Regions from separate parts of the Homo sapiens genome. Here all the other regions are linked to region 2. Evidence: chromatin contacts called from ENCODE Hi-C or POLR2A ChIA-PET data. All regions are on one chromosome and are shown on one strand. The core of a region is the stretch at or near the end of the contact, and the rest is flanking DNA. Distances in the headings are between cores, read along the strand shown. Region 1 has its middle 48 kb from the start of INTS6-AS1. Region 2 has its middle 9.2 kb from the start of MIR4703. Region 3 overlaps WDFY2 (WD repeat and FYVE domain containing 2).

The links. Hi-C counts contacts between places; a loop is a spot of excess contacts on that map. ChIA-PET counts read pairs that join two places held with the same protein, here RNA polymerase II (POLR2A). Pooled maps may share reads with other maps.
Region 1: a loop to region 2 is called in a map of pancreas, with 4 times the contacts of the local background. The contact joins two enhancer-like sites. A Hi-C loop is called at or near these places in 6 of 168 maps with a recorded cell type or tissue (CD14-positive monocyte, CD4-positive, alpha-beta T cell, PC-9 and 2 more), 14 of 37 single-sample maps with no recorded cell type and 5 of 50 pooled maps. POLR2A ChIA-PET finds 5 or more read pairs at or near these places in 3 of 52 experiments (MCF 10A, Panc1 and naive thymus-derived CD8-positive, alpha-beta T cell).
Region 3: a pooled map shows a loop between it and region 2 (2.3-fold over the local background). The contact joins two enhancer-like sites. A Hi-C loop is called at or near these places in 3 of 168 maps with a recorded cell type or tissue (Caco-2, gastrocnemius medialis and psoas muscle) and 2 of 50 pooled maps. POLR2A ChIA-PET finds 5 or more read pairs at or near these places in 1 of 52 experiments (activated T-cell).

Annotation. Positions count from the first base shown.
Region 1 is chr13:51,499,433-51,502,737 of GRCh38, reverse strand. No RefSeq gene overlaps it. Among named protein-coding and RNA genes, the nearest start is that of INTS6-AS1, 48 kb to the right of the region's middle. RefSeq lists an enhancer at 89-238. Within about 2 kb of position 1,342, at least 3 of the 41 ENCODE cell types and tissues checked have a DNase peak (open chromatin) inside an H3K27ac peak, as active enhancers do; they include CD14-positive monocyte, where a contact is called at or near this core.
Region 2 is chr13:51,560,003-51,563,642 of GRCh38, reverse strand. No RefSeq gene overlaps it. Among named protein-coding and RNA genes, the nearest start is that of MIR4703, 9.2 kb to the right of the region's middle. Within about 2 kb of position 1,367, at least 3 of the 41 ENCODE cell types and tissues checked have a DNase peak (open chromatin) inside an H3K27ac peak, as active enhancers do; they include CD14-positive monocyte, where a contact is called at or near this core.
Region 3 is chr13:51,612,857-51,616,295 of GRCh38, reverse strand. The region is part of intron 1 of WDFY2 (WD repeat and FYVE domain containing 2); the gene reads right to left. Among named protein-coding and RNA genes, the nearest start is that of WDFY2, 30 kb to the right of the region's middle. RefSeq lists enhancers at 1,731-1,820, 1,851-1,910. Within about 2 kb of position 1,640, at least 16 of the 41 ENCODE cell types and tissues checked have a DNase peak (open chromatin) inside an H3K27ac peak, as active enhancers do.

The DNA.
Region 1 (3,305 bases), core at 93-2,592, 61 kb after region 2:
TGGATCTATGGTTGTGGGGGAGCGGAGTTGAAATTTAATGAAGGTCGGACATGGGAATACAGAAAAAATAGAACGTTAGGAAGACTGGGAGGCTCAACCAGGATTTGGCAACCAATATTGGGTAGGGGAGGGTGAGAGGGGGATTCTGGAGCTGAAATGTTTCTGAGACTTCAAGTATGACTCACATCTAGCACAGTTATGACTTGAGATCCAGTGCTTCCATGAAGAAAAGGACTAGGCTTGTATGGAAGGATAAGTTCAATTCAGGATGTGCTGAGTCTGAGATGGATACAGAACAACTGATCAGAAATACAGGCCTGGGGCTGGGAGATGAGTCAGCTGGAGGCAGAAGGGGAGTTGTCCCCTAAAAGATCACAGTGAAACTACCCAAGTAGATGAGATCATTGAGAAAGTACATGTAGCATGAGGCAAATACTATCAATATTAGTAAGCATTACAGGGATGTGCATGTGCTTGGGGGACCTTGTAGTGGGAAGGGCATCATACAAAATTAAAACATCTGCACCTAAGTCCTTCCTGGGCTTTCATATGTATACTCTCATTAATCAATCTTTAACACATAACATTGTGAGGTAGAAAAAAGAGAGAAGAAGGGCAAGCGTTTGTGAAGGTTCATATTTTTGAGGTTAGGAAGAAGAGGAACTAGAAAAAGAAAGAAAGATCAAGTTTTTATAAAGTTGTAGTAAACCTCCAACAGCCAACTTATCATTGTCAGACAGAGATCCTGCCTCCAATATTCTTGAACCTTAAATGAAGATCAGGACTCATACCTAAGATGTGTGTAACAAGCTAAGGGGACATTTGAAAAGTGCCAAGTACAAGGCATAGATGACAAACACTAATCATGGATTGGGCTGGATTTGGTCCAGGAAGACTCAGAGGGAAAACATGTGGGCTGAGTCTTGAAGGACAGCAGGGCTTGGAGGAGTGGAGAGAGCAGAACAATGCAGACCAGGGGGACCCACAGCCCTAAAGGCCAAGAATTTCCTTCCTTCCTTCCTTCCTTCCTTCCTTCCTTCCTTCCTTCCTTCCTTCCTTCCTTCCTTCCTTCCTTTCCTTCCTTCCTTTCCTTCTTTCTCAGAGCCTCACTCTGTCACCCAGGCTGGAGTGCAGTGGTGCAATCTCGACTCACTGCAACCTCCGCCTCCCGGGTTCAAGCGATTCTCATACCTCAGCCTCCTGAGTAGCTGGGATTACAGGCATGCACCACCATGCCTGGCTAATTTTTGTTTTTTTAGTAGAGACGGGGTTTCACCATGTTGGCTGGGCTGGTCTCGAACTCCTGACCTCATGTGATCCGCCCACCTTGGCCTCCTAGGCTTGAGCCACTGTGTCCTGCCGAAGCCAAGAATTTTCTCTGACCTCATATTTACAACCAATGTGTACCAGAAAGTCTCATACAAACTCACAATGCTTACATACTTATGTGGTCATCAGATATGGCACAACAGTGGCTTTGATTTTCCTTTTATACAGGAGCACATTTCAGCTTTTCTTCCAGTTTCCTATTTATTTTAGTTCCAATGTTTAGTTAATACCTTTGATTTTTAAACATTAACTCTTCTAATGTCAGATTCTATGGCATTCTGAATTATTGACATTATGCCTGAAGATTTTAAAAGAACAACTAATTCTCAATTACTTCCAGTTTACTGGTCTGAATGTTGCTCCCCTCCACCTGCAACTTAGGAGGGACCTTGGAGCAAGGTCGTGTCCCAGATTGTTGAGGACGTTTGCTGCTCCTTGGCTTCCCAGCTCCTGTTCCTCTTTCTAAGAGCACTGTGAGTTGCTTGTTGGGAACTAATGGCTCCTCACTGTGGCAGTCCCAGTGGGACTGCTAGTTAAGGAAACTTGCTTCTTGCCAAGAGAGTTGGCCAATCAAATTTTATTCTAGACTAGTGTATCTTGAGCAGGGTAAGTCAAGGACTGTGTAAAAAAAAAAAAAAAAAAAAAAAAAAAAAGGACCAGGATTTCAACAATGATGCTCTGAAGAGATCATCAACCACTTTCTACCCCAGGGCTGCTCTTTCTGAGTCTCACTCTTCAGGTTGTTTTTTCATTCTGGGAGCTGTCCCACATCTTTCTCTTCTCTCTTAACTTAGCCAGGGTCAGTTTCCATTGTTTATAAAAACCAAAACAAAGCAAAACTCATTCACTGACCTGACCGGAAAACGTGATATTTTCAATTGTCTGCCAAAGTTCCCCCCACTGATGTGGAAAATCAAGAGTGATAAGGATGGTTAAAAGAGAATAATTGAGATATTGCGACAAATGATACTTTGTTGGTTTCTCTTTCAGTTACTTGAATCACTGTCGACACACTTGCTTGAAGAAGACACTGGAGAGCCATTCTGTCACCCAGGCAGGAGTGCATTCATGATAGGTAGCCTTACTATGCGGTTCTAGTCTGTACCCTGCTATCTTTTCCAGGGGATGGTTTGTGTAGAGCATGTAGAGTGGCTCCTGTGTTCTCTGGCTTCCTGGTTGAGTTTCGTCCTCCCTCTGCCTTGAGAGAGTAGGGTCTGGGTGTGAGTTCTCTTAGCTACCACCTTAAGAGGTTGCTTCAGTCTGTCTATGCCTAGTGGTGTGCTAGTAAATGTTTAACTGGCTTTCTGCAAAAAAAAAAAAAAAAGTTCTGGTTTACAGTATTTGCTGATTACCATGGTACCGTATTCCCACCATGACCGATTTTAGGCTACCAGTGTGACATCATTGAATACAAGTTGGGAAAAGATGCAGTCAGCTCTCATGTGTCCTATGAGGTGGCTCCAGCACATAGCTGTGTGTGTGTCTCCCAGCATGACTCCTCTCAAGGTGGCCCTGCACTCCACAATTCTTTCTCCTTCGAGCTCTAGGAACTTGCATGATCCCTTTGTGGTCTGCCTAATCCCTGCACATATCTTTGTAAATTGTCCCTTTGTAAGAAAACAAACTGTTCATACACATCCACTCACGTGTGCATGAGAAATTTCACAAATTACCCTAATTTGAAAGTGCCATCACATGGTGGTGGTAACTAGCCTCCAAGGTGGCCCCTAGTGATATCTTTCCTGGTACTCATGAACTTGTGTAGTCCTCTCCCATAATGTATCAGACTTGGTCAATGTGACCAGTAGAATATGGCAGAAGTGATGATGCGTTACTTCTGAGATTAGATCCTAAAAATCACTGCAGCTTCCTTCTTGTTCACATTCTCTCTCTCTCTCTCTCTCTCTATCTCCTCACCCCCTCTCTCTCCCCATTCCCTACCACCACCTCCCTGTCTCAGAGTCTCTCTGGAATTC
Region 2 (3,640 bases), core at 118-2,617:
CTCTTTAAACTAGGCAAGTGTGTGCTAACAATAGGTTTTCCTATACATAAAGGGCTAAATTAAGGCTTATCTATCCTTTTTAATGGACTTTATATTTTAAGAACAGATTTAGGTTCACAGCAGAAAGTGCAGAGTTGCCATGTGCCACCTCCTGCACACTCCCCAAGCACACTGTCAACACCCCCCCCACCACAGTGGTACATTTGTTAATCAATGAACCATTATCATCCAAAGTTTGTAGTTTACATTAAGATCCACTCTTGGTTTTGTACATTCTATGGGTTTGGACAAGTGTATAATGACATGTATTCACCACTGTAGTATCATACAGAGTAGTTTCACTGTCCTAAAAATCCTCTGTGTTCCATCTATTCACCCCCTTCTCTCCACAACCTCTGGCAATCACTGATTATTTTTCTTTTTATCTTTTTCTGTTTTTATTTTTATTTTTTAATAGAAATGGGGTTTTTGCTATATTGCCAAGGTTGGTTTCGAATTTTTGGGCTCAAGCAATCCTCCTGTCTTGGCCTCCCAAAGTGTTGGGATTACAGGTGTGAGCCACCATGCCCAGTCAGATTTTTTTTTTAATTGTCTCCATAGTTTTGCCTCTTCCAGAATTCCATACAGTTGAAATCACACCATATAGAGCCTTTTCAGATTTGCTTCTTTCACTTAGTAATATGGATTTAAGCTTCCTCCATGTTTTTCATGGCTTGATGGCTCATTTATTTTTAGCACTGAATAATATTCCATCGCCTGGACGTACCATAGTTTATTTATCCATTCATCTATTGAAGGACATCTTGGTTGCTTCCAAATTTTGGCATCTATGAATCAAGCCACTCTAAACATCTGTATACAGGTCTTTGTGTGGTGGACGTATGTTTTCTACTCATTTGGGTAAATACCAAGGAGTGTGATTGCTGGACCATAGGTAAGAGTATGTTTAGTTTTATAAGGAACTGCCAAACTGCGTCCAAAGTGGCTGTACCATTGTGCATTCCCACCAGCAGTGAATGAGAGGTTTATCTAAATTTCAGAGGAAAACCTGCTCTCCTGGAATTTTCTGCAGAGGAACGAGGAGAGTAAGGTAGGATGAAGTGGGAGTGGGAACCAATCTAGGGAAGTGGTGATAGAGTAAAATAGTGACAAAAAGACGGAAGGAAGGGAGCTTATGTTTCTGTTCCTTCTTTGCTTTCTCTTTACTAATAACTTCCATGCCACCACAGACCCACCCATACACTAGTCCTGAACTGGGCTAAAGTCAGAGACAAGGACTGTGGCTGGTGAGGTCTGTTCCTTAGGAGACCGAGAGCAGGGGAATCCCAAGTGCATCTGGTTAAGAGGAATTGGGTCTGCTATTCTTAGAACAAGGTTTCTCTCAAAAAATATTAACTGAAACCACGAATGAAAACCTCAGCTCTTCCTCAGTTTGTCATTCGAGGGTCTGAAATCATTCATTCTTCCAGAAAATATTTGTTCAGAGCCTGCCTCGTGCCAGGGAGTGAGCTGGGTGCTCGATATAATTAACTCTCTTGTACAGTCAAGGGCAGAGCTCAACGTGGCTCACATGCTGAGTTTATCATTAGAGGGCCACTGGCTCTAGGGCACAATGAGCAAGTAGAAAAGAGGAGTTAGCATGACAAGCATTTGCTTTAAAATTAAAGGCCATGTTTGTGTCAAAGTTCTAGAGCATAACTGTGTGGTCAGATCTGCTATGAGTCTTCTGCATCAAATAATGTTTAACAGAATGTGTAAAGGAATTAAATGAGATCTATGGAGAATGAAGATTGCCATATGAAATAGCAAAATGGGGGGCACAATGAGATATGAGATATATTGCCATTTAGGCAAAATGATTTACTCATTTGGAAGAGTCTGTCCCAAACTCTCATGTATAACTAAAGTTGCTTTACAAAGGAATGGACAATTTGTATCTTTCTAGAACTTTTGGGGATAACATAGTTTCCATCTAGTGCCTGCTTTTGGTTTAATATACCCCTAAAATTATACACATGAGGAAGATAAATGATTCTGTTAACAAAGAATGAGATCATCTTTATCCTCAAGGACTGTGATTAAAGGTCAATGGTTAATGACCAAAATTCTAATGTGGTCACTGGAGGAGTCCTGGCAGAATGACATCTGAAATTCCTTGGATATATCTGATGACACGTTAAAAAACTTTTTATAAGCATCAAGGGTTAACACAGTATAACCATTCTATAGATGAACCAGCTGTTGTTGTGTATGCTTAGGTCTCACAGACATGGTTTTAGGAAAAGCATTTCCCAAACTCACACTCCATCTTGTAAGCCCTTTCTAAGAAAAGACTCACCTTTCCTCTCCTGTTGTACTGCCCCAAGAATCAAGCACTGTGCAAGGCACGAAAAGGGAGCTCAGTAATGACAAGTCAGTAGAAAGACTGATTGACTCTTACTAGCTTTGCACAGCAGTTTCCAGTGAAATGGAGCAGAGAAGAGTCACATACCCATATTTCTCCTATCCAATAGAATTTACTCGGCAGTTAATACTGGAAGCCAAAGAGATCAGGGCAAATGTTTGTTATCAAAGATGCCTTCCCTTGAGTTAAATTGGTTGGGATCAGATTAATTTCCCTCAAGAGCAGCACACACCTAGGGAAAAGGGCTTTTGTGCCAAAGGACCTAATGTTATTCTTTCCCTCCAACTGCCATTCTGTCTCTAGGGAAAAAGGGCTAAAACCAACAAACAAAAAACTCTAAAACAATGAGAAAAAAAGACGGCATCCACAAATAAATAAAAAGAGCTCGGATGCAGTATAGAATAAACTGGAAGTCCTAAGCAGAAACAGAAAGAGACCAAGATATAATTGATAGCCCAATTAGTATAACCCAAACTTTGATCTCCTACATTAAATTCTGGAAAAATTCCATGGGCTTCTAAAACATGCATCTTTCCTTCCAGGGCATAAGATTCTAAAGAACTTATATCCTATAACATTTGTCCATGAATTAAGTAGTTTTTAAAAGATGGTTCCCTTTTGAGGTTGGTAAAAAGGAACTATAACTAGCACCTTGAGTGACATGATGAAGGAAGTGGAAATGTGGCTTTGTTTTCACAGTAGTCTTGCTGTCCCCAGACTTGCTCCCTCCAAGTCACCCTTCTTATTGCTGCTGGAATAATCTTCCTAAAACTGACATCAAATCATGTTACTCCCTACCATGGCCTAAAAGCTTTGAGAGCTTACCATGTCTCTAGAATGGAGCCTACAGTTATCATCTGGCCCAAGCATGCCTCCTTCTACAATCTCATTTCCTACCTTCTACTCCACCAAGCCCTAAATTCAGTGATTTTAGTTGCAAGTCATTCATCTGATCTTTTAAACAATGAAGGGGAGACCAGCAACCACTTAATCAGAGTTTGATTAGGTCATTGGCTCCATTTCTCTGCAATTCCCTTGTCTTCTGGTTGGCTTCTCATAGGGTAAGAAAATAGAAACCCACAGCTCACAGCTCACGTTTATGTGCTTCCTCTTCCTCTTCTATGTCCAATAACTGTGAGTGCATCTCTTCCCCCAACTATCAAACCAAAGTTCTGGGCTTCTTTCTGGTTACACATATCCAGCCCTACACTAATATGCCTGAGCAATACCAGGGTG
Region 3 (3,439 bases), core at 391-2,890, 52 kb before region 2:
ATCTGAATTTTGGCATTATGAGAATCATGAATTTATACAGTATCTTATTTATTCACATTGAGACAGGGTCTTATTCTGTTGCCCAGGCTGGAGCGCAGTGATACAATCACAATTCACTGCAGCCTCGACCTCCTGGGTTCAAGCAATCCCCCCACCTCAGTCCGCCCAGTAGCTGGGACTAGGAACATGCACTACTGAGCTCGACTAATGTCTTTATAAAGATGAGGTCTCACTATGTTGATTAGGCTGGTCCCGAACTTCTGGGCTCAAGTGATCCTCCTGCCTGGGCCTCCCAAAGAGCTGGGATTACAGGCAAAAACCACCACATGTGGCCTGTTCTTTTATTTTCGAATATTCTGCTTTTTAAAAAGTCATTACTGGTTAAAAAATAGAAATCCATCCTTGCAAAACACACACACAGAATAATTCACCTAGCAAAAAATTCAAACCCCTAAGTATAAAAAGTAAAAAATAACCAAATCTCTTACCTTGATTCCTTTATATGCATACATAGATTTTTTTTAAAAGAAAGAGACATGGTGTCACAAAAAGAGTATACATATTACTTTGCAAAGTCGTTACTTAACAGCTTTCTAGTTAATAATTGTATTGTATGGTCATAACATAATTTATTTAACCATGTCCCTACTGATGGACATTTCAGCTTATTCCACATTTTTATTTAATTGCAATGCATGATTTATCCCAAGAAGTAAAATTTGTCCCAATAAGTGGGCCTGTTTAAACGGCCTTTGTTAAACAATCAAAGGGTGTGTATATTTCACATCGACAGGTACTGCCAAACTGTTCTTCAAAGTGATGGTATCAACAGTACTATCAAAATATATGAAAAGTGCCTTTTCTCCTTAGATCCTTATTATCTATTTTAAAAAATATTTACCAATCTGGGAATCAAAAAATGATGTTTCAGTGTTTTTTTTTTAATTTGCACTGATTTAATTATTTGTTTCCAACTTTATTTTTTACTATCTGTATGTTGTCTTTGGAGAAATATCTACCTGTCCATATTTTTTATTTTTTAATAGGGTTAGCTTTTTTATATTATTTGAGGCTTTTAATCTATTATGAATACTAAGACTTTTCAACTTGTGTTGCAAATATCCTCTCTAACTCTTCATTTATGAATGCTGGCTTTCAACATATGAATATGGTTAAATTAGTCACAATTTCCCATTATAATTTCTGGGTTTCAAGATAGTTTTTAAACTAATTCCAAGCTTAATAAATCAATTGAGAGAACACACCCACAAAGGATACAATTAACCCCGTGTTTTTACCTCTTTATGTGCACTCTGAGCTTACTTTATTCTTTTACATCAATGTGTATATGATCTCTCAGAGTGCTAAGGCACTCAAAGAACCCAGCAAAACACCCAGTGTAGATTTTCAATAAATGTTCATTTATTTCATTCCTCCTGAGTCCCATTAGTTTAGAGACAACAGACACATAATTCTTTTTAAAATATTTTCCAACAGAATTCCAATTGTGTTCAGGGTGACAACGTGCCCGGCCAAAACTACATTTCCCAGCCTTGTCTCCAGCTACGGGTGGCAATGTGACACAGTTTTGGTTAATGACATGTAAGCGGAAGTCACTGAACTGAGCTTCCAGGAAGCTCTTTGAAAGAGAACAGGCACAGCTGGTACGTGCCTTTTGCCATCTGCCCTTCTCCTCCTTCCTGCCTGGAAAGCAGATGCAATGCTGACTGGAGAGCAGCCATCGTGAGGCTTCAAAGGGACAAGATCACTAAGGATGGCTGAATGGAAAGGCAGCAGCACCATGGGTCTCTGATAGCATCTCTGAGCCACTGACCAACCCTAGAATGCCCACCTCTGGACTTCTTGGTATAAAAGGAAAATAACCGTTTACTTGTTTAAGACATTGTGAATGAGTCAGGTTTTCTGTTCGTTGCAGCAAAATCTAGAATCTAAACTATATATCAGGGTTCACTCAACATCTTCATATAAATTTTAAAACAACCCTTTCATTTTCATAGCTTGAGATAATCCCTTGAAGAACAGCTATGCTGGTTTGAAAGGCAAGTTCTCTATTCACAGATACACTTTTTTTTTTTTTTTTTTTTTTTTGGAGACCGAGTCTCGCACTGTCGCCCAGGCTGGGGTGCAGTGGCACGATCTTGGCTCACTGCAACCTCTGCCTCCCAGGTTCAAGCGATTCTCCTGCCTCAGCCTCCCAAGTAGTTGGGATTACAGGCGCCCACCACCAGGCCCAGCTAATTTTTTGTATTTTTAGTAGAAACGGGGTTTCACTATGTTAGCCAGGCTGGTCTCAAACTCCTGACCTCATGATCCACTCGCCTCAGCCTCCCAAAGTGCTGGGATTACAGGCATGATTACATGGGACGCCTGGCCTTATTCACAGACATACTTAATTTTAAAAGGAGAAATCAAATCATTAAACACTTCAAGTACAAAATTCAAGAACACCCTTAAGGAGAAGTCAGTAATCAGCAACATATGGTGTCACCTGTGCTAACTTGGTGTTAAATTACCCTTATCAGCACACCACATGGCTTGTTTTAGCTGTGACATAAAATTTAGGCATCTAAGACTTTTCCACGAAAAAAAAAATCACAGCTAAGAAGGAATTCTTAACAATTATACAAGACTGAGTATGTATTTTTGTCATTAATCCATTCCCAAGAATTTGGGCTCACTTGTAGCTTGAAATGAAGAATTAAGAAAATATTACAGAATGTGCCCAGGGAAAGACCCACCACTGTCCAAAATCATGTTCTTCAAAGTATTTCACTAGATAAGGAAGGAAATGCACAAGCTGATGGAACTATTTAACCACTCTACTACTGGAAAGAACAATCTCAAAATGTAGTCCTGTTTTAGTCCTCACTTTAGCTAGCCAGCCTCTCAGAACCGAAGAATGAGCAAAAGCCCCGCAAGAGGAGCAGATTGAGCCCTCGACAGAGGTCCTCTCCAGGATGGCAGTCATTTCAGCTTGGGAAAGAAGGGGAGATGGGGGGCATATGCTGTAAGCTCCAGGAGACTGGAGCTTTGTCATCTTTGCAGCTTCTTTTTTTTTATTTTTTAGAGACAGGGTCTCATTATGTCACCCAGGCTGGAGTGCAGTGGCTATGCACAGGCATGATGATCACACACTACAGCCTCAAACTCCTGGGCTTAAGTGATCCTCCCACCTCAGCCTTCCGGGTAGCTGGGACTACAGGCATGCACCACCGCACATGGCTGCAGCTTCTTCATGATCAGCCACCACGGCCTCCACCAAGAATAATTTTCTTTTCAAAAACACCTAACCCTCCCCCACCAAAGTGTCTTTCACATGGCATCAGATATTTTTAAATTGAATTTTTCAACTATGAATAAACTCCCTTACTCACATTGAACACTGTCCTGATTTGCCTCTGTAATAAGAAGAAATATA